2 separate regions of the Homo sapiens genome follow, and region 2 is linked to region 1. Evidence: chromatin loops called from intact Hi-C (ENCODE). Cell type or tissue: endothelial cell of umbilical vein. All regions are shown on one strand. Links, peaks and the distances in the headings refer to the core of each region. The heading gives the core; the rest is flanking DNA.

Region 1 (8,000 bases), core at 1-8,000:
ATTATCATACAAGTAATTCTGTGCACGACAAAACATCTAGGATTCTGTAGAAAGAAGAAAACGTTATCTCTAATTCTACCACCCAAAGATTATGACATTTTGGAGAATCTCCTTCCACACTATTGTCCTATTGGATTATTTGATTACTAATGACATTTAATTCTGTTCAGTTCATGCACTAAAGTTTTTCTTATTGAAAAAATTTTAAATTTTACTAAATATGTTAATAACATCATTGATTAATCTGCAAGCAGAAGATGAGTCTCCTCATGGTGTGATGTTCCCCTTGGGAGAAGGATGTTTCCTATTTCCTTTGGTTGACTTACGTTTTCTGGAAGACAAAAGCGGTCACTGACATTACCCCCAACCAATGATGTGATGACTGAAATGTCAAAGTCCAGCATGGAGTTTAAAAGAGAGAAAGTTGCAGACTAGCTTACAATGCGCAGCCAGCCCTGTCCTCCAGAAAGAACACCAAAGTTTATTTTGCTGAGACAGAAGCCCCCCAGTGGGTTCAGCTTTTTGAGGCCCTGAAGGAGGGGTTACAGGCTAGTAGTCCAAGTGTTTTTCCTCGGTAAATAGTGCCACCTTCTGGCAATTCTCTTGCATTAGGCGCACAGTTTATAAACCCCTAGGGATGGCTCCAGCGATGCACCGCCACAGCTGGAGGCTGATGTTTTCCATCATTTCACCCATCATGCAGCCAATTGTAAGCATGAGCCATGAGAGTTCTCATGGCCAGAGCTGTGCGCAAAGCAGGCAGGCCAGGCATCCGGTGCTCGTGGCCTTGCGTGTGCCTGTAGGAAGAGTGCTTGTCCAGAACCAGGCCGCGATTTGACTTCCACCTCCGCTGCTTTGTAGCCTTGCAGCCCCGAGGAAGGGGCTTGCTCCCCAGCCTCCTGGCACCTGCACAGAATTGGCCTGGAGGATGAGTACCATTTCATAAATCCTCAGTGCATTCCCCATGGTCAGGTATCATGGCCATTTTATCCTCTGACTTTCTGACTTTGGATTTGTCTCTCTTTCCAGGTAGATGAAGAGTACAAGAATCCTCACACAGTAGACCGAGTTCCTATGGGGAAGGTGCCTCATCTGTGGGGCCAATCCTTGTACATCCTCAGCTCGCTGTTGGCAGAGGTAGGGGCTTAGTGGCCTCACAGACTGGAAACCATGTGATTGGAGGTTCAGGGAACCCCAGAAGGGCATAGGGACTCTCTGCCAGGCGTGCGTGTGGATGTCTTTTGCATCTTCATTCGTTTAAGGTCAACTGGACCGTGTTGGCTCCGGGGCTTGACTCTCAGCCTTGTGTGTCCATATTTCCATTAAACCAGCTCAGGTCCATGAGGGCCCAGCACTCCCCATCACCCCCTGCCAGCATTCTTCCTCTGTGGCTAGAATCTGTTCCAGTTGATGGTCAGAGGAGCTGGAAGTTTCTGGGCCAGGATTGTTAGCACATCTGATCCTAGAAGATACAAGATTTGGGAAATGACTAGATTGGCCCCTAGGTGCCCCTGCCCCAGTCTTAGGAGCAGGAAGCACAAGGGCCACAGATCTCTACAGAAAGAGGTGGCGGGCCGGATTTTCTCTGGTGAATTTTGTGTCAGGTGTTGCCCCGGACAACCTGCAGCACCCTTCCTTCTGCAGACAACTGCCTCTTGACACCTTTCTTTTTGTTCACCATTGACTTGTCCCCAGGCTTTTGTTTTAATATGCAAATACTTTGGAGCCGCCTCAAATGAATCCCCCACTCCTCAGTATGAGTGACCTTATCAGATGGGCTGTCGTTCCTGAGAGGGTCCTGCCCAGCTGAGTGCTTCGGCTGGACCCCGGGGAGGCAGGGAGGGGAAGGAGCCCAGGGAAGGGCTGAGGGGCTGCCAGGCTCTAGAAAAGGCAGAAGGGGTGGTGGGTCAGCATGCCACCGGGTTCCTAGAGTGTTGAAGCCCAGGATGAAAGATACCACCGTGGAAGCAGCCCTCAGGAACACTACCTGCCGAGCTGAAACAGTTGTTTTACAGGTACCTCAAGACTCCCCAGTGTCATGGTCATGTCCTTGGAGTAGGGGCTGTGTCTTCCACTCCTGTCTTTATTAGTAGGGAAAACGCATATATCTCCTTTGAAAGCCAGCCCTGTCTCTCACTAGTTCTCTGATCCCGGGCAGGTCTCTAATCTCTGGGCTTCGGTTTCCTCATCTGTAAAATGAAAAGGATGGACTTGATCATCTCTGACCTTCCAGCTCTGATTTCTGTATCAGTGAGATGGGAAACGAGTAACTCCCCTCCCCTGCTTTCTCCTCTCTGATGTAAAGGCTTTCTCTGGGCCCAGCGCTAGGTCCAGTTGCTCCTCAGAACTCCCAGAACACCTTGATCCTCTCTCTCGGGGTTCGTGTCATTTGTAGAAAGTGCAAGGAGGTGCATATTCAAAGAGAATACTTTGCAAGGGAGTGGGGTTGTGGGGGCCAAGTCCCCACTCAGCCACTTCCCTTGGGTCATTATCTTGGTTTCCCCACCTGTACAGTGGTGATGGTGGTAGCGTGGGGGCCAAGGTGTTCTCCTAAAGGTCTGATGAAAAATCACTGACATGAGGCAGATTGATTAATAAGAAAAAAGGGCATGCAGATATACTTAACATGTATACAGGGGAGCCTTCAGAATGAATACCCCAAGATCTAGGGGAAATTTTCTGTTTTTATGCATAGTTTCAACAAAATATGGACAGCTGTGTAGAAATGTGATTAGACAAAAGGGGCCTGATGAATGCTAATGGACCAAGTGGGGAAACCCAGCGAGGCCTTTCTGTGCAGCGCTCTTTCCTTCTGAGTGTGGGGCAGGTCCCTCCCTAGAGTGGGGCCCTTATGACCTACAGCCAAACAAGGTAGGTGAGGGAATTTTTTATGGCCAGTTTTTACAGAGAATATTTGTAGGTTTTGTGGCTGGCTTTGGGGAAAAGGGATTCTGGTTTCTATGCCCACCTTGGGGAAGAAGAATTCTAGTTTCTGTGGCGCCTCCAGAAGAATGGACTGAGAGAGAGAGGCAGGAGAAGGTCAGAGGAAAACTTATGCTTCTGAGGCTGCTGCTGAGGTCTTTGTTTTGGGGGTGTTGTTTTCTGAGCCCCAAAAGTAGTGCCTACCTGTCAGGAGGCATAAATATGACAGTGCGCATACAGTGGCTCAACACAATGCCTGGCATGTTACTGTGAGCTCAGAAAGTATTGGTTATCATTCTTTTTGCTCATACAAGATGGTGGCATATTCGACGAGCCCTAGAGAGCTAGGTGCAAAAATGTAATACGTTTATCAGTGGCAGTTTGAATGATGTTACTCTGTTTCACAGAAAATAAGCAATTGACTCGAAAAATATAAAGAAAAAAGTCTTGAATATGTTGAGCCCCAAAATATTTCATTTTCACACTTCAGTTTAAGATGAAATTTTAGTTAATCAATATTTCATAGTGTTAATGCTCCTCTTTTCATAGGGATTCCTTGCCGCTGGTGAAATCGATCCCTTAAATAGAAGATTTTCCACTTCAGTCAAACCTGATGTTGTAGTACAAGGTTTGTGAGCGTGTTTACTGTTCATATTTAACTTTGTAAAACCAATGTTATTTTAATTCAAATTGTTGCCTAGTTTCTTATTTAATTTTTTTAAAGTGTGTATGTGCCTATGCTTTAGCATGTAGCAGTTGTGTGAGATGCCTTATATAACTCAGTGGCTTCCAAAGGCAACAGAATTCTTCCCAACCACAAAATGACTTTCTACAAAGCAATTGTTGTCTTGAATATAAACCTTGATTGCAACTGGGGCACAAGTGATTCGTTGCGCGTCATTTATCATCATTGTTATTCTTTGAAAAATAGAGCCTAAGCCTGGTGAAAACTCAGAACCCAACTGAGGGTCATTCATTCCTCCCTTGGAGTCCTGACATCTTTCCGCCTTTCACCTGTGTCCACCTTTCCTCTCCCTCCTCTCCAGCCAGCCCTTCTTCTGGAGAGGGGCGAGACCAGCCCAGGCTGCTGCTGCCCTCCGCCTAGCCAAGTGATTTCACCCTTCTGTGCCTCAGGGTCATCAGGACTTGAGCTCCCTGACTGGGGCTTCCTAAGATGTACTGAGGCTGCAGTGGGAAAGCGCTTGGTGTAGTGCCTGGCCTGTGGTGTGCACCCGGGTGGAGCAGTTCTCTTCCTACCTTCCTTCTTAGGGAGGACCTCCTGGCAGTCCAGTAACATTCTCTGTGCCCCATAGAGCACACCAGCTAGTGTCATAGCATGTTGTGTGTACACCATATTGCCCCTGAGACTGTACACTTCTTAATGACAAGGCCTATATCATTCTTGCAGTTTCTATGTTGATTGGCACATACGCACCCATACGTTGAAAACAGTGATTGAACAAATGACAAGCATTTCTCTGTAGCCACTGGCTCATTTTGCTTCGGGGGCTCATGCTGTGGTGAGATGAGCTGATATCACCCAGTCAATAGAGCCATGAGATACACCTGTCACAGCATTCTGATTAGGTAAAGTTTGAGATGATGATCATCATCTCCACCTTACACACGAGGCTTAGAAGTTAACCCACTCCCTCAAGGACCCACAGCTGGCAGCTGTAGGTGTGAATCCATTCCTGACTTCCAGGTGGACTGATCCAGCTGGACTCATTGTGCCTGCGCTAAGCCAGAGCATGTCCTGCTAATTAGTCCCTTGAATCTATTAAGACCGTTTTTCCACCTGCAGGCTGGGACACTTTGATGGGTGTTGACCAGCATTTGTTTAATAGAACAGTGTAGAAATTCCCAGAAGGTCAGGCACAGAGTAGGGGAAGTGCAGTTTCAGAAACTTAGCCACATCCAGCTGCACAGATCATGAGGCTCCCAGGTCTCCCCCAAAACCACTGCACTAAAGGAGTTACTCCTACAGAGAGTGGCTGCTGGGGTTTTGATAAATGTGGAGTCATGCCTGTCATTGGAAGCTTTAGAAGAGACAGGTGTTAAGGAAAGCCACCTAGCCAGCCCTGCATGGCTGATGTTCCCATTTGCTGAGGGCCTGGGAGATTAGGTTTCAGTCCACGTGCAGCTGTAACTGGCCAGTTGAGCATGCAAGGCTTCCCTGGGGGCTTGTTGTGAAGGTCAGATGAGATAATGGATATTAAAATACTTGAAAAGGCATCAAGTGCTGTGTAAATATAAAGAGGTGACACTCAACTCTCAACTGCATGTATATGTATTGTACATTCCGGCCCCACTAGCCTGTGAGTACAATGATTGTACTTAACAGTAGCCAATCCTGCGCTGCCCTGAGCCTCTGCAGCTTCCAGGGGGCTCGGCCGCAGCTGGACATGGCACCAACCTCTCTCCCTGTGGCCGTGCTCCCCTTTTCCAGTCCCATCCCTGTACTCCTTCCCTTTGCCAAAGCACTGTCCCTTCTCAGAAAGGCCAGCGGTACTAGTACAGCAGGTGCAGCCTAGCCGATCCCGGGTTGTCCCCGGTGATGGCCTCCCTCCTCCATGGGCCCCCAGGTCCCAGGCACAATCAGCTCCCCGCCTGCTGGAGAGCCAGGTGCCCAGCCTCTCCCACCAGAGATGGGGCCCAGGCCAGCCCTGGGGTGCTTTTTCCCCACCGGTGGGGCCCTGTGCGGGGGTTCTGAATGGGCCAGGCTGCTCCACTACCGCCAGCATCCCCACTCACAGACCTACTTTGCTTTCTCTAGAGGGAAGGATGTCCCCTCAGAACATCCCCTGCCAGCAGGCGCCCCCATCTTACTCTTCTTTCCCCCGTCCTTTGGGAGCAGGGGCACAGGCTTCTGGCATCCCCCAAGTGGAGCTGTTTCCACTCCTGACCCTGCATAAAAAGGGACACCAGGCAGGTTTAGAATAGATGCAGACCCAGAGGGAGGCAAGACATTACTTGAGACGGGGCAGTTTGGCTTGGGACTTATTGAGGACAATTTCTAGAAGTCTCCTATCAGACTATCTTGCACAATGAAGGCACTTGATAAATAGGCGTTGAGGTTGTTGAGGGGTGGCAAGGACAGAATGGGGAGGAGCAGCAGGACGAACACTGTCATTTCCAAAGCCAGTCATTGCATGGAAGAGCATGCTGATGTGTATGTCACCAGGCAGAAGAGGGCAGTAAGGAACACGTGTCCATGTGAAGAGACAAGAGTCATGAGCTAACGCTCATTCTGTGTTCTTGTTCACAGTTACTGTTTTGGCAGAAAACAATCACATTAAGGACTTATTGAGGAAACACGGGGTGAACGTCCAGAGTATCGCGGACATTCATCCAATTCAAGTCCAGCCGGGCCGGATTCTTAGTCACATATATGCCAAGCTTGGTAGGTTTGGGGAAATTACCTGGGCCTTTTTGGCATGGGGGCATCTCGGTTCTAGATTTGGGGTCTGAGGGAGACTGTGATATACGTAAGTTCTAAAGACTTGGACAAAAACTAAAGCAGGCGGTTCCACCGCTTCGATGTGAAGAGGAACGGGCAAACCAGCACGTTCTCACACCCGTTCAGTGGGCACCGTCACAGGTGGCCAAGCATTCGCCGGATCTGTTGTAAAATAAGGAGCCACCTTGAAAAATTTACAATTGGAAAAGTCATTTGTGTCTTGATAATGCTTCTCATGTTTACCTTTAGTATCAGAAAATGCTCATTTACACATTAAAATGGGAGGAGGTTCTCTATGCTTTTTCTACAATCTGACTTTGTTTACTATTATGGTTCAATACTAAGTAAATCGAAAGTAAATGTTCTATAGTCCTTTTAGTAGTTTTATTCCATGCAGTTCCAACTGGGTACTGTTCATATACATTCATGAAAAGAAGGGGGCGGGATTTGTTTTAATATTCAGCTTCGTGCCATTTTAAAGGATGATGGCAGTAGAAGAACCAAGCCCCAAAATGGGTTGTCTAATCTAGAAATAAGCTCAGTCTTAGCCTGAGTTGCCTGGATTACTTGTTAACCGTATTTCCTCTAACTCCAATTTATCTTTTACTTCTCAAACAGGACGGAATAAGAATATGAATTTGAGTGGGCGACCGTATCGACATATTGGTGTCCTTGGAACCTCTAAACTATATGTGATTAGGAACCAAATCTTTACTTTTACACCCCAGGTGAGGAGAGCAGGCCAACGAGCATCTTTTTTTTAAGTTCTCTTTGCTGTCTGGTAAGCTTTTCTCCTGTGAATATGACAGAATTCTGCATGCATAGGTTCAAATAGAGACATATGAAATGATACCAAGAGCCTAGTACAAGTCTGCCCGTAGTAGGTGCTCGGTAAATGCTTTTTGAGACAGGCGTGCCATCACTTCCAGTCATGAATATTAGTGAAATTCAGACTGCTTTAGAAGTTTGCTGTTGACATGTCACTTGACTCACAGCCCTTGTGCCCCTAATCACAATCATCTCTGACCCTTGTGCAAGCTGTCATCAGACCCTCTGTGTAACACACAGCCAGGCTGATTTTCTGGCCACACCCTCGCTTACTGGGATACTGAATGTACTCATGGAACTTACTGGAGAGCTTTGGTTTCCAAAGAAAACTAGTCCTGTGGAAGTACATAGAAAATATTTTTCACCCATTTGGGCAGCTAGAAAGACCAACAGTGGGATCGCTTTGGCAGTGCAGGGCACAATCCCTGCTTACCTGGGCACAGGGTTGGTCATGGGGTCTTGGGTCAAGCTGCTGTTTCATCCTAGCCCCTGCTGCTCACAGAAAGCTTGTGAGCTATTTCCCTTAGTAGCAAATTTCAGTCCAGAGCTGAGCATGCACTAGTCCAGAGGCCAAGAGAACAGTTTGATTTGTTCTCAACATCAGGCAGCAGTGTCTTTAGTTGACATTAACCAAAGCCATCAATCAGGTAAACAGAGTGTCCACCTCCCACCTGCTCACAGTGCCCCCACTTGGAAAGCATCTTCGAACCCATAGCCCTGGAAGGATCAGGAATTAAGGAGTTATTGATTTGCTTTCAGAGACAGCAGTGTTGGGCAAGATGCTTAAATC
Region 2 (16,035 bases), core at 2,588-10,587, 540 kb after region 1:
TTGTGTGGCTTCTCTTTCCTGATTGGCCCCAAATTGATACACAGTTCTCATCCCTAAGCCTGAAGGACCAAGAAGAGGGAACCAGCTACTGAAATCCAGCAAGAAGCGAAGTTATGGGAGAGTGCTGCCTCATTCGGACAATGAATACATAATTGGAGGCTTGTTCATACAACGAAATGCGGTGCAACCATGAATGCTAGGCAGTCTCTATTCTTCCTTCCAGACACTGTCTCAATCCTTCTTCCCCCTGCTCTGTGCCTGGGAAACCGACAGCGGGGTGCCGGCAAATGGTTAACAAGTAGGTGGGGAAAAAAATAACGATCCTGGTTTGTAGTGTTGGCTGATTTCTTTGGCATAAATACTTCCACCATGGCTAAGAGCCAGCCCCAGCACACCACAGGCGGCTAAGACTGCAAACCTCAGGCTCCTTCGCCCTTTGGTTTTCAGATGGCTGGGCCACTGGGAGGCCCAGCAGATGGGAAGTGAGATGAGATCGTTCCTTTGACCCCCTACCACCTTGTAGGCTGCGGTTTGGGTGGGCCTCTGTATCTCTCCGCACAAGAGGCCTAATTAAGTTGTTTCTGCCTTTTCTCTATGACACAACACAGCCGCAGTGAGAATCTTTATGTGCGTGTGCACGTCCCCTGGACCCAGGTGTGACAATTTTCCCTTGCAGGGCTGTCAAATAAAATACAGGGTGCTGGGCCGCACGCGGTGGCTCACACCTGTAATCCCAGCACTTTGGGAGGCCGAGGCGGGCGGATCACGAGGTCAGGAGATCGAGACCATCTTGGCTAACACGGTGAAACCCCGTCTCTACTAAAAATACAAAAAATTAGCCGGGCACGGTGGCGGGCGTCTGTAGTCCCAGCTACTCGGGAGGCTGAGGCAGGAGAATGGCGTGAACCCGGGAGGCGGAGCTTGCAGTGAGCCGAGATCGCGCCACTGCAGACCGGCCTGGGCGAAAGAGCGAGACTCCGGCTCAGAAAAAAAAAATAAAAATAAATAAAATAAAATAAAACAAAATAAAATAAAATATAGGGTGCCAAGCTAAACCTGAATTTCAGATAAACACCAAATAATTTTTTAGTATGCATTTGTCTTAAATATTGCATGGGACATATTTATGCTAAAAAACTGTGAGAGTAGAATGATGGCTACCAGAAGTTGGGAAGGCTTGTGGGGGGTGGGAGGGGGGTGGGATGGATGTGGGATAGAATGGGCACAAAAATATAGTTAGATAAAATGAATAAGATCTAGTATTTAATAGCACAACAGGAGCCAGGCAGAGTGGCTTCCACCTGTAATCCCAGCACTTTGGGAGGCCGAGGCAGGTGGATCAGGAGGTCAGGAGTTCAAGACCAGCCTGGCCAAGATGGTGAAACCCTGTCTCTACTAAAAATACAAAAATTAGCCGGGCGTGGTGGTGGGCACTTGTAATCCCAGCTACTTGGGAGGCTGTGGCAGATAATTGCTTGAACCCGAGAGGCAGAGGTTGCCGTGAGTTGAGATCGTGCCAGTGCACTCCAGCCTGGGCGACAGAGGGAGACTCCGTCTCAAAAAAAAAAATTTGCACAAATAGCACAACAGGATGACTACAGTCAGTACAGTCAGCAATAATTTATCATACATGTAAAAATAACTAAAAACATATAATTGGATTGCTTATAACACAAAGGATAAATGCTTGAGGTGATGGATACCCCATTCACCGTGATGGGATTATTACACATTGTATGCCTGTATAAAAATATCTCATTGATACGATTTGGCTGCGTCCCCACCCAAATCTCATCTTGAATTCCCATGTGCTGTGGGAGGAACCTTGTGGGAGATAATTGAATCATGGGGGCAGGTCTTTCCCGTACTGTTCTCGTGATAGTGAATAAGCCTCACAAGATCTGATGGTTTTAGGAAGGGGAATTTCCCTGCACAAGCTCTCTCTTTGCTTGCTGCCATCCAGGTAAGACGTGACTTGTTCCTCCCTGCCTTCCGCCATGACTGTGAGGCCTCCCCAGCTATGTGGAACTGTAAGGCCAATTAAACCTCTTTCTTTTGTAAATGGCCCAGTCTTGGGTATGTCTTTATCAGTAGCATGAAAACGGACTATCACAGTAAATGTACCCCATAAATATATAAACATACTATGTACCCACAAATTAAAAATTTAAAAATTAAAAACCATTCATTATTTATCTGAATATCAAATTTAATTGGCTGTCCTTTTTTTTATTGCTTGTTTTTTGCTAAATCTGACAACTCTACCTGGGGAGACTCCTAGAAATGGAATTTCTCTCTCTTTTTTTTTCTTTTTTTCAGACAGGGTCTCATTGCCCATGCTGGAGTGCAGTGGCATGATCTTAGCTCAATGCAGCCTTGACCTCCTGGGCTCAAGTAATCCTCCCACCTGGAATTTCTAAAATAATGTCTCCAACATGGTTTGAGTTCTGTAAATTAAATTAAATTAAATTAAATTAAATTAATTACTTAACTTTGAGACAGGGTCTCACTCTCGCCCAGGCTGCAGTGCAGTGGCATAATCATGGCTCACTGCAGCCTAAACCTCCTAGGCTCAAGCGATCCTCCCACCTCAGCCTCCCAAGGAGCAGGGACCACAGGTGCATGCCACCACACCCAGCTAACTTTTTATTTTTTGTAGAGATGATTCTCACTATGTTGCCCAGGCTGGTTTCAAACTATTGGGCTCAAGGGATATATCTGCCTCGGCCTCCCAAAGTGCTGGGATTATAGGCGCGAGCCACTGTGCCCTGCCCAGGTCCTGTAAATATTATATGATAATTTGTTTTCCTGTTCTTAAGATACCCCTTGATCTAGTTTTCGGTCATCTGTAACCCCGTATTGGGTCTTTAACAGGGCTTGACAGGGGGTGGGGCCGTGGTCACATGATGACAATATAGAGGCTAGAGCTCTCTGGTGCTATGAGCAAGACTCTGTCACATGAGACATGTCCATGGAGGAGGCTGAGGAATGTGCTTCCATCTGAAATTCAGCACCTCTGGACCCAGCCTCCCCTCCACCTTACCACTGATTGGCAAATGCCTCTGAGTGGGCCAATGGGGATTTGCCTTTAGAGCGGAGGTCCCTTCCCTTCCAAAATTCCCTCCCCCTGGCCTCAGTTCCCAGAGGCCTGACTCTGGGGTCCTTCCCAGGCTTCTACCCTTGAGCATCAGACCTGATCCTCTCCCTGTTTCCCTAGCAAGTCTTTCTGGTTTGGGGAAGTTTCTTTACTGTTAGGGTATTACAAAGCAAGGTGACAAATTAATGCCCAGAAAGGTCTTAATGATGGTGAAATGTGTTGCCCTCCTGGAGCATTTATGTTTAAAGCAGTAATCCAAAGGGCTGGATTTTTTGTTTGTTTGTTTTTTGAGACGAAGTCTTGCTCTGTTGCCCAGGCTGGAGTGCAGTGGCGCGATCTCGGCTTACTGTAACCTCTGCCTCCCGGGTTCAAGTGATTCTCCTGCCTCAGCCTCCTGAGTAGCTGGGATTACAGGCGCCTGCCACCATGCCTGGTTAATTTTTGTATTTTTAGTAGAGACGGGGTTTCACTATGTTGGCCAGGCTGGTCTCGAACTCCTGGCCTCAAGTGATCTGAAGGGCTGGATTTTAAGAGACCATTTTAGGGAGACTTTCTAGTGCTTATGTATTTAAATGCAACTTATCCTTCTCTTCTAGGGGAAGAGTCCTTGTCTTCTTTTCCACCATTTCCTCTAAGTTTATCTTATATTTCCTCATCCAGAAGAATTCCTAATCTTCTGACCTTGGAGATACAGATTTTATAAACAGGTCTGGATCAAGCAGCCGATTGTGTTCCATCAGGTCTGTTTCCTTCCACGCTACTTGAAATAAGTTTTTATATTAATAGTTATCCCACAGCGCCATCTGCTGGCTGAAAGCCGTAGGTACCTGTAAGTTATTTTACAAGAGCGGGGGTTTTTTTTGTTTGTTTGTTGTTGTTGTTGTTGTTTCTGGTTTTTTTTCTTAAAGAGAAAGAGATTTGTTTCCTTGGTTGGAATAGGTCGAGTTAGGTTAGGTTTGGGTTGGTTTGGTTTGACTAGGTTTGCTTTGCTTCACTTTGTAACACTGATGAACTGGGGTTCTACATAACTGGAAAATTTTCAAAAGATTTAGGTCTTCCAAGAAGGCATCGCCCAGTGAGTGGAGTCTGTTTCAGGGGGTCTGGGCCAGAGATACTGCATTTCTAACAAGTCTCAGGGGATGCCAGTGCCACTGATCCAAGGGTCACCGTTGAGTAGCGAGGGGATACACCTGAGTAGAACAGACGCCTGGGCAGGAGACCCTTATAGTATAGCCCTCCTGGATGCATTTTTTTTTCATGCTTTCAGTTAATACATAGAAAAACAACTTCTTTCTCTTCCTTCATAAGATAATTTTATCTTTCCTCATCTAGACAATTTCTTAATCTTCTGACCTTGGAAGTGTAGATTTTAAATAGGTCCAGATCAAGCAGAAAATTGTGTTTGATTTTGTTTCCTTGTCTTCTTCCAAGCTACATTAAAAACAATTGCGGCCAGGCATGGTGGCTCACGCCTGTAATCAATCCCAGCACTTTGGGAGGCCGAGGCGGGCGGCTCACTTGAGGTCAGGTGTTTGAGACCAGCCTGGCCAACATGACGAAACCCTGTCTCTTATAAAAATACAAAAATTAGCTGGGCATGGTAGTGCACACCTGTAATTCCAGCTGATCGGGAGGCTGAGGCAGGAGAATCAGCAGAACCTGGGAGGTGGAGGTTGCAGTGATCTGAGATTGCGCCACTGCACTCCAGCTTGGGAGAGAGAGTGAGACTCCGTCTCAAAAAACAAACAAACAAACAAACAAACAAAAAACCCAATCACTTTCTTCTAGTTGTCCCCCAGTGCCATCTACTGTCTAAAAGCAGCAGGCACCTGAAAGTGACTTGATAATTTATTTTGTAAGAAACAGCAAGTCCTCCTCTGGAAGGAACAATCAAGTTATTTGTTCCTCACTATTTGTTTCCTAATATACCTCTGAGGTTCTATATAACTAAAACTTTTTAAGAGCCTAAAAGTTCTTAGGAGAATTTAAATAAAGTTTTAAAAAATTTCTTCGAGCACTTTAATGATCCAACGTTTTGATTTTTATTATGTCTTTATTTGATGGTGCCAGAAAGGGTGTTTTAATTCAATCAGACTTTCACCTCATTAATGAAGCATCTGTTGGTGGCAAAGCTCTGAGCCTGGCCCTTTGCAAGGCAAAGCTCCCTGGGAGTTGGGGCTGGAGCAGCACAAAATCCAGGCAGGGCACAAGAGAGCTCAGAGGGGCTTCTTCTTTTTTCTTCCTTTTTTTTTTTTTTTTTTTTTTTTTGACAGAATCTCACTCTGTTGCTCAGGCTGGAGTACAGTGGCGTGATCTCGGCTCACTGCAATCTCCGCCTCCTGGGTTCTAAGGGATTCTCGTGCCTCAGCCTCCGGAGTAGCTGGGATTACAGGTGCGCGACACCACGCCCGGCTAGTTTTGTATTTTTAGTAGAGAGGGTGTTTCACCATGTTGGCCAGGCTGGTCTTGAACTCCTGACCTTAGGTGATCCACCCACCTCAGCCTCCCAAAGTGCTGGGATTACAGGCGTAAGCCACCACGCCCGGCAAGAGGGGCTTCTTGATGTCATGTGGAAGAAGATGCCAGAGATGGGACATCTCCCTCCTTCCCAAGTCTGGAAAGTAATCAGCTCTAGTGGGAACATTTACAGGCCACACCACATCTGGGCACCTGGACACAGCCACAGTGAAGCTGACAGCAACCAGGAAGCCCCTCTCAACACAGCATCAGCTGTGGCTTTCATCCAGGCTTCTCAAATCTGCAAATCCTGGCTGTGTTTTGTGCAGAAGCAGTGAAAGTGCCTCTTGTCCCACTTGGTGTGACCCATTGTCACAAGGGCACAAATTTGGGACTATTTTTGCCCCAAACTTCTGCAGAGTTTGTAATAAAATGGCCAAATGGCCTTTTCACTTTCTTTTTTTTTTTTTTTTTTTTGAGATGGAGTCTTGCTCTGTTGCCTAGGCTGGATTGCAGCGGTATGATCTTGGCTCACTGCAAGCTCCGCTTCCCGGTTCAAGTGATTCTCCTGCCTCAGCCTCCCAAGTAGCTGGGATTACAGGTGCGTGCCACCATGCCCAGCTAATTTTTGTATTTTTAGTAGAGACGAGGTTTCACCATGTTGGCCAGGCTGGTCACGAACTCCTGACCTAAAGTGATCCACCCACCTCGGCCTCCCAAAGTGCTCGGACACTTTTTTATTTTTATTTTTATTTTTTTAAGACAGGGTCTGTCTGTTGCCCAGGCTGGAGTGCAGTGGCATGATCATTGCGCACTACAGCCTCGACCTCTGGGACTCAAGCAATCCGCCCACCTCAGCCCTCTGAGTAGTTGGGACTACAGGTGCATACCAGCACACCTGCCACCACATCCAACTAATTTTTTTATTTTTAATTTTTAGTAGAGATGAGGTCTTCCTATGTTGCCCAGGCTGGTCTCAAACTCCTGAGCTCAGGCGCTCCTCCTGCCTTGGCCTCTTAAAGTGCTGGGATTACAGGTGTGAACCACTGGCCCGGCCGATTCTCTACTCTTATAGAATGAGTTCATTCCTAAGAGGCACCTCAGGCCATGCATGAGTCTAGGCCCTTTTAGTTGCAAGGTCAGAAAACCAATCAACTGGCTTAAGCAAGGCGAAAAAAAAAAAGGAGATAAATTGGCTTATGTTATTGGGAAATCCAGAGGTGTACTTCAGGCATGGAGGGATCCAGGGACCACAAACTGTTGTCGGGGCTTTCTCTATTTCCAACTCTTACTTCTGCTGCTTTCTCTGTTTGTGCTCATTCTTTCCCAGTTTATAAGAGCTTCCTCTAGTGGCAGGAATATGACCATTGAGATCTTCAGGCTTATGGCATCACAGCTTGAGAGCCAGGGAAAATGAGAGTGGTTCTCATTTCCAGCACTGATATATATGATTCTCAGAGATGCAGTCTAACTGGGCTTGCTGGGTTCATGTGCCCATCTCTTGAACAAATCAGTGGCCAAGGGGATGGAGTAGCAGAGTCAAGCACTGTGGTTGGTTGCCTGCCTTCAAGATGGCTCTCAATAATCCCTGCCTCTCTCGATAGTTATGCCTTTGCCTAATGTCCTCCCAAATGGTATCAAGCTGGTCTGTGTGACCAGTAGAAGAATAAGGCAATCGTGATTGTGTGTGACTTCTGATGGTAGGTCATAAAAGGCACTGCAAATGCCTCTTGGTCTTTCCCTTGGATCACGCCCTCCGGGGGAAGCCAACTGCCATGCCTTTAGGAGAGATCCATTCATTAAGGCACTGAGGTCTCCTGCTGACAGTGTGGGGGTGAGGCTGGAAGTGGATTCTCCAGCCACAATCAGACCTTCACATGACTATAGTCCCAGCCGACATTTGGATTGCCACCTCAGAACCACCTAGCTAAGCCACTTCCAAATTCCTTATTTATTTATTTGTTTAGAGACGGAGTCTCACTCTGTCACCCAGGCTGGAGTCTAATGGCACAATCTCAGCTCACTGCAATCTCCACCTCCTGGGTTCAAGCGATTCTCCTGCCTCAGCCTCCCCAGTAACTGGGACTATAAGCGCGCACCACCAGGCCTGGCTAATTTTTTTTTTTTTTTTTTTTTTTGAGACAGAGTCTCGCTCTGTCAACCAGGCTGGAGTGCAGTGGCCCAATCTCGGCAACCTCCGCCTCCCAGCTTCAAGCAATTCTTCTGCCTCAGCCTCCCGAGTAGCTGGGACTACAGGCGCCTGCCACCATGCCCAGCTAATTTTTGTATTTTTTGTAGAGACGGGGTTTCACCATATTGGCCAGGCAGGTCTCGAACTCCTGACCTTGTGATTCACCCGCTTCGGCCTCCCAAAGTGCTGGAATTACAGGCATGAGCCACTGCGCCTGGCTTAATTTTTGTATTTTTAGTAGAGACAGGTTTTCACCATGTTGGCCAGGCTGGTCTCAAACCCTTGAGCTCAAGTGATCAGCACGCCTTGGCCTCCCAAAGTGCTGGATTGCAGGCATGAATCACCACACCCAGCCCCAAATTCCTGATTGTTTTGAAATGATGAGATTAAAAAATGTTTGCTATTACAAGCCACTAACTTTGGAGGTCATTGGAGAAGATAGAGTGCTAATATGGGAAAAATGGATATCTTGCTGATCCTTGAAAGGATGCTGGGCAGGCCCAAATAACAGCTGCCCAATACCATCCCTCATGCTGGGAGGAGTTCAGCTGACTGCCAGGGCTACAAACCTGCCAGGTGGGCCTGACACTCGCCGATGAACTGGACCCAGGCTCTAGTTACTGTTACTAATAGAAGAGTAATGATGAAACATACTAAGTTGGCTGGGCATGGTGGGCTCACACCCATAATCCCACACTTTGGATGCCGAGGTGGGAGGATGGCTTGAGCCCAGGATTTCGAGACCAGCCTAGGCAACATAGTGAGATCCCCATCTCCACAAAAACTAAAAATAAATTTAGGGCTGGGCGCAGTGGCTCATACTTGTAATCCCAGCACTTTGGGAGGCCAAGGCGGGTGGATCACTTGAGGTCAGGAGTTCGAGACCAGCCTCACCAACATGGAGAAACACCATCTCTACTAAAAATACAAAAATTAGCCAGGCATGGTGGTAGGTGCCTGTAATCCCAGCTACTTGGGAGGCTGAGGCAGGAGAATCGCTTGAACCTGGGAGGCAGAGGTTGCAGTGAGCCTAGATTGCTCCATTTCACTCCAGCTTGGGCAACAAGAGTGAAACTCTGTCTCAAAAAATAATAATAATAAAATAAATACATTTAGCCAGGTGTGGTGGCACATGCCTGTAGTCCCAGCTCTGGAGGCTGAGGTGGGAGGATCACTTGAGCCCAGGAGGTTGAGGCTGCAGTGAGCTATGATTGCGACTGTACTCCAGCCTGGACGCCAGAGTGAGACTCTGTCTAAACAAACAAACAAACAAAAAAACAAACCCACAAATATACTAAGTTATTCCTGGTCCTAATTTTCCCTATTACCAAGAGATTGGGCATTGGTGCCAGCTATGTAGTAACAGACAAGTTACCTCTCTAAGACTCAGTTTCCTCATCTGTAAAATGGGGTAACAGTTGTATCTACCCGTTAGGGCGATGGTAAAGATGAGATGAATGTACATGCTTAGTCCAGTACTTCCCAGTTGATGAAGCCCAGTGAATGCTGGCTGTTTGGATTATTTACATTCGTAATAAGCTAAATAATGCCCCCGAATATATCAGGTCCAGTCCCTGGAATCTGGGAATGCTACCTTATATGGCAAAGACTTTGCAGATGTGATTAAGCAAAGGAGACTGAGATGGGGAGATTATCCTGGATTATCCAGATTCTCCCTAAATGCAACTAGAAGGGTTCTTTTCTTTTTTTTTTTTTTTGAGATGGAGTTTCACTCTTGTCACCCAGGCCGGAGTGCAATGGCACGATCGCAGCTCACTGCAACCTCCTCCTCCAGGGTTCAAGCGATTCTCCAGCCTCAGCCTCCCAAGTATCTGGGATTACAGACAAGCGCCACCATGCCCAGTTAATTTTTGTATTTTTAGTAGAGATGGGGTTTCGCCATGTTGGCCAGGCTGGTCTCAAACTCCTGACCTCAGGTGATCCGCCCATCTTGGCCTCCCAAAGTGCTGGGATTACAGGCATGAGCCACTGCGCCCGGCCTTAAGGGTTCTTGTGATTTAAGAGGGTGGCAGAAGGAGATTATGCACACGCAGAAGAGGAAAAGGCAATGTGACTGCAAAGGCAGAGATTGGACCGGTGTTGCCCCAAGCCCAGGAATGCCGACAGCCACCAGAAGCTGGAAAAGGCAAGGAATAGATTTTCCTCTAGGACTCCCAGAGAGAGCCACCTTGATTTTAGCCCACTGAAGTGATTTCAAATTTCTGGCCTCCAGAACTGTCAGATAATACATTTCTGGTTTGTTTGTTTTGTTTTTGAGATAGGATCTCGCTGTGTGGCCCAGGTGAGAGTGCAGTGGTGCAATCACCACTCATTGTAGCCTTGAATTCCTGGGCTCCAATAATCCTGCCACCTCAGCCTCCTAAGTAGCTGGGATTACAGGTGTACACCACCACCCCCTGCTAATATTTTTGTTTTTTGTAGACATGGGGGGTCTCACTTTGTTGCCCAGATTGGTCTTAAACTCTTGGCTTCAAGTGATCCTCCTGCCTTGGCCTCCAAAAGCACTGGGATTACAGGCATGAGCCACCATGCCCAGCCACCTTCTTTTGTTAAGCTTGTAGTCATTTGTTTCTGCAGCCATAGGAAACTAATGCAGTATTATTATCTTTTTTGTTTGTTTTTTGTTTTTTTTGAGACAGAGTTTCACTCTTGTTGCCCAGGGTGGAGTGTAATGCTGCAATCTCGGCTCACTGCAACCTCTGCCTCCCACGTTCAAGCGATTCTCCTGCCTCAGCCTCCCGAGTAGCTGGGATTACAGGCTGGGATTACAGGCATGCGACACCACACCTGGCTAATTTTTGTATTTTTAGTAGAGACGGGGTTTCATCATACTGGCCAAGCTGGTCTCGAACTCCTGACCTCAGGTGATCCACCCGCCTTGGCCTCCCAAAGTGCTGGGATTACAGGCATGAGCCACTTCACCCGGCCTAATACAGCATTATTATCTAAAAGCCACCTGCAGCTGTCCATTCCATGGCACGCAATTTAAAAGAAGATGTAGAAATAGATGTGATCTAAGATTTCATGGTGATCCTTTGGGAAAAAAAAAAGAGAGAAATAGAAGTGATTTAGAAATTAGACTTCTTCACTGTTCCTGACCTTTTCTACCAAATATATAGAAATATCCTATATTACATTAATACAGATATTCATTTTTATCTTGCAAGCTAAAGAGATAAGAGAACTCAGCAGAAAATTCAATCTAAAATTCTAAGGAAAGAAGAAGAAATTCAAAAATGGTACTTAATACTTCCTTACTACGGCACCTACTCTCCTGAAAAACAAAAAAATTTTAAATTTTAATTTTTTTTTTTTTTTGAGACGGAGTTTCTCTCTTGTCGCCCAGGCTGGAGTGCAATGGCACGATCTCGGCTCACTGCAACCTCCACCTCCTGGGTTCAAGCGATTCTCCTGCCTCAGCTTCCTGAGTAGCTGGAATTGCAGGTATGTGCCACCACACCTGGCTAATTTTTGTATTTTTAGTAGAGACAGGGTTTCACCATGTTGGTCAGGCTGGTCTCGAACTCCTGACCTCAGGTGATCCACCCGGCTCGGCCTCCCAAAGTGCTGGGATTACAGGTGTGAGCCACTGTGCCCGGCCTTTACATTGTTTTTTAACACACTAGATTTGGATCTCTTTTTTGATGATCATCTATAGAATGCTCCTTTATCCACTTATTGTTATCACCTTCTAATTTTGGTAGACTGAAAATATTGCCGGTAAAGTTTGCCAATGGAGCAAAGATTCATCTAAACCATCTCTTCAAATCCCATTCGCAGGCTTCTATTTCAGGAATGTAATTAAAATCGGCTGCAACAGCTTGAATTCTCACTGGATAAAATCTCTGCAGGCCAATCTCTTTGGTGGATTGCATTTAAATTTTATGTTAATTACAAATTTTGTCTAATTAAAACTCCTACCTTGTGGTCCTACTCTGAACCTTTACGCCTTGATAGTCCAAGGTTGGACCTGATAGTGCTGGCTTTGTATGTTTCTTGTACTTAGGTTTTTTTTCTAGTACTTTCAGGCAGTTCCTCGCTGTAGAATATTAGAATTTGTGTCTTAAAATTCATATTGTCTGGGGGACTCTTTCCAGCAAACATTACTCCCATTGATGGGAGATTTGCAGGTATAATGTTTTAGCTCTCACCAGGCCACCCTATCCTGGGTGCGAGGGCGAAGTATGTTGGAACTGCAGGCCACAGCTGCCTGGGTGTTTACACCGACCAAAACTCAGAGGGTAGAGCCACAGAAACAGCAGCTCCTGCTGCTCATTGAGATTTAATTGTGTGTGGATGCAAAAATAGAAGTGGATTCTACCTTTCCCATTGTGGCTTCCCACTAATGACATAATGATGGCACCAATGTCAAAATTTCCAGAGCTTAAAAATCCCAATTTCACAGTCATTGAGTTCCTTGAAAACTGTCAGGACCATGTGACACAATGACAAAGGAGGTGGTTGCGAGAGGCACAAACCTAGCAGAAGCTACAGCAGACAAAAGAGAGAAGAATGCAGTTGCATGCCCAACACATAGACACCACACAAGGTCGCTGGATAGTAGGCCAAGGAATGTGAGATCTTTTTAAATATCAGATGAGACACCATGATTTCTGGTGTTTGCAGCTTCTGGATCTTGACGCCCTTATCTCATGGATGCTGAAGCTTTATCATGTCTTAAAATCTTGGCCAAATGCATATCGGGCTGAGTGCTATTTATCTTTGGTGGCTGACTCTGCTTTTTGGTTAGTGTTCAGTTTGTTCTAAATGGGAAATCAACTTACATTTAAAGATAACAGACTGGTCAAGGTCAGAGAATTGGTGGATGGCAGGGGAAGGAGAGGTCCTTGAAGCCAACTGGATTCTTCCACTATGCCACACTGCTTGCCCTAGAGGAGAGAAACAGATTTACCATGTAACCCATTACTCACTAGAAAATGCCAGGGCAATACAAGGAGGCAGGTTGTGATCTAATAATTATTTCTTTTCTTTTTCTTTCTTTTTTTTTTTTGAGATGGAGTCTCCCTCTGTTGCCCAGGCTGGAATGATCTCGGCTCACTGCAACCTCCACCTCCCGGGTTCAAGCAATTCTCCTGCCTCAGCTTCCCGGGTAGCTGGGATTACAGGCACACGCCACCACGCCTGGCTAATTTTCATACTTTTAGTAGAGACGGGGTTTCGCCTTGTTGTCCAGGCTGGTCTTGAACTCCTGACCTCAAGTGATCCACCCATCTTGGCCTCCCAAACTGCTGGGATTATAGGCATGAGCCACTGCGCCCCGCCCCACCAAAAACTTAAATTTTTTATTGTTAATCAATCTAACAGATTTGTCCAAAATAATAAGAGCAACAATGTAGTCAATTGTGTGTGCTTACATATATTGCTTATGTATAAGTGAAATGAATGGCAGCAGGGCTATCATGGATGGGAGGACAGGACTAGGATTATTTTGTTATTTTAAGGTACCTGCACTACCTGTAAAGTGGTATAGTGTTAGTTGAAAGTGGACTTGGATTAGTTGTAAATGCATATTGCAAACTCTAGGACAATCACTAAAAAAGTAAAAAGAAATATAATTGATATGCTAACAGAGGAGAGAAAATGGAATCATATAAAATGCCCAATTAAAACCACAAAAAGCAGAAAAAGCATGGAAGACAAAAGTAGAAACAGAGAACAAGGGCAACAAATAGCAGACAGTAACAAATATGGTAGCTATTAATCCAATTAGATAAAGAAAAATCACTTTAGGTTGGGCATGGTGGCTCATGCCTGTAAGCCCAGCACTTTGGGAGGCTGAGGCAGGCAGATCACTTGAGCTCAGGAATTCAAGACCAGCCTGGGCAACATGGCGAAACCCTGTCTCTACAAAAAATAAAAAAAATTAGTTGGGTGTGTTGGTGTGCTCCTGTAGTCCCAGCTACTTGGGAGGCTGAGGAGAGTGGATTGCTTGAGCCCGGGAGGTTGAGGCTGCAGTGAGCTGTGATTGTGCCACTGCACTCCAGCCTGGGTGACAGAGCAAGACCCTGTCTCAAAAAAAAAAAAAAAAAAAAAAAAACCTTGAATATAAATGATCTAAACACATCAAACAAAAGACAGAAATTGTCAAATGGATGATAAAACAAAGGCCAACTATATGTTGTCTACGAGAAATGTACTTTAAATATAAAGACATATATAGATTGAAAGTTAAGGGATAGAGAAAACTATCCAATGCTAACACTCATCAAAAGAAAGCAGGAGTAGCTGTATTAATTTCAGGCAGAGCAGACTTTAGAGCAAGGAAAGTTATCAGGAATAAAGAGGAGCATTACATAATGAAAAAGGAGTCAAAACTATAAGAGGGTATAACAATCTTAATGTGTATATGCCTAACAAAAGAACATCAAAATTACCTTACAACAGACACAAAACTTTTTGTCTCTATAAAAAATTTTTTAAAAAGTAGCTGGGCATGGTGGTGCATGCCTGTGGTCCCAGCTACTCATGAGGCTGAGGTGGGAGGACTGCTTAAGCCCAGGAGGTTAAGGCTGCCGTGAGCCATCGATCATACCAGTTCACTCCAGCCTGGGCAACAGAGTGAAACCCTGCCGCAAAGAAAACCCCCAAATAATATTTACATTAGCACCCCCCAAAAAGGAAATACTTAGGTATAAATCTAACCAAATATGTATGACATCTATATGAGGAAAAGTATAAAACTGATGAAAGAAATCAAATAATAACTCAATAAATGAAGAGATATACCATGTGCATGGACAGGAAAACTCAATATTATCAAGATGTCAGTTCTCCCCAATTTGATCTATAGATTCAACACAATCCTAATCAAATTCCCAGTCAGTTATTGTGTGGATATCAGCAAATTGCTTCTAAAGTTTATACGGAGGGGCAAAAGACCCAGAATAGCCACCACAATACTGAAGATCAGTGTTAGAGGACTGACACTACCTGACTTCAAGATCTACTAAAAAGCTACAGTAATCAAGACAGTGTGGTATTCGCATAAGAATAGACAAATAGATCAATGGAATGGAATAGAGAGCTCAGAAATTGACTCACACAAATATAGTCTACTCTTTTTTTTTTTTTTTTTTGAGACAGAGTCTCACTCTGTCGCCCAGGATGGAGTGCAGTGGTGTGATCTTGGCTCACTGCAACCTCCACCTCCCACGTTCAAGCAATTCTTGTGTCTCAGCCTCCCGAGTAGCTGGGATTACAGGCACGCACCACCACGCTCAGCTAATTTTTGTATTTTTAGTAGAGACAGGGTTTCCCCATGTTGGCCAGACTGGTCTTGAACTCCTTGACCTCAGGTGATCCACCCACCTTCACCTCCCAAAGTGCTGGGATTACAGATGGAGCCACCATGCCCGGCCCCCTAGGTTCTGACAAGTAGTCATCTTTACCTAAAACTCAGTTAACATGATTTGTTTTCATACTATTCATTCCTTTTGAAATTTTATTTAAAAAATTGATATATGATTCACCCCTGTAATCTCACATCTATAATCCCAGCACTTCGTGAGGCTGAGGCAGGTGGATCACCTGAGGTCAGGAGTTTGAGACCAGCCTGGCTAACATGGTGAAACCCCATCTCTACTAAAAATACAAAAATTAGCCTGGCGTGGTGGCAGCCACCTGTAATCCCAGCTACTTGGGAGGCCGAGGCAGGAGAATTGCTTGAACCCGAGAGGCAGAGGTTGCGGTGAGCTGAGATCTCGCCATTGCACTCTAGCCTGGGCAGTAGAGTGAGATTCTGTCTCAAAAAAAACAAAACAAAAAAACCACACAAAAACTTACAAAACATAACCTATGTACAAAAATGCATACTAAACATATGTACTTTTTATTTTAAAGGAAGAAACAATCTAATGTAAGTCACCTATGTCAACAAAACAGAATATTACAGAACTCCCCCACATGTAAGTAACCTCCTGGATCATGACTCTTAACCTCCTCCCCAGAGGTAACTCCTAACTCATAATAAATCCAGTTCTTGTTTTTCACATGTGTTTGTTTTTGTTTTACACTGAGGTGTGCATCCTGGATTTGAGTATTGTATGGATGGGATGGAGTCTTACCCTTTGGATTCGTTCTCTCTCTCTCTCCTTTTGCTGAACATTATGATTTTGAGGTATCATCCATGTCTCAATGTATAGTTGTGTATTTTCATTCTATAGAGTATTCATTCTATTGAACGAGTATGCCACAATTTAATTTGCGTTTTACTATAGATGGACTTCGGGTTTTCCATTTGGGGTTATTA

What was found. A loop is a pair of places that touch in the nucleus more often than their neighbours do. Peaks named below come from ENCODE experiments on the same cell type or tissue, not always from the same donor. Only the 100,000 strongest peaks of a DNase experiment are listed, where the experiment ranks them.
Region 2: a loop joins it to region 1, with 28 times the contacts of the local background. A loop is called at or near these places in 5 of 110 quality-filtered maps.

What each region holds. Positions count from the first base shown.
Region 1 is chrX:18,924,778-18,932,777 of GRCh38, reverse strand. It overlaps PHKA2 (phosphorylase kinase regulatory subunit alpha 2), which reads left to right. Exons shown (of 33, transcript NM_000292.3): 12 at 1,030-1,137; 13 at 3,472-3,550; 14 at 6,191-6,325; 15 at 7,001-7,110. Among named protein-coding and RNA genes, the nearest start is that of PHKA2-AS1, 38 kb to the right of the region's middle. In endothelial cell of umbilical vein, for the core only: a CTCF peak has its summit at 614 (motif pointing left); no DNase peak of the experiment used is centred there.
Region 2 is chrX:18,379,011-18,395,045 of GRCh38, reverse strand. No RefSeq gene overlaps it. Among named protein-coding and RNA genes, the nearest start is that of SCML2, 32 kb to the right of the region's middle. In endothelial cell of umbilical vein, for the core only: a CTCF peak has its summit at 3,895 (motif pointing left); a DNase peak (open chromatin) is centred at 3,875.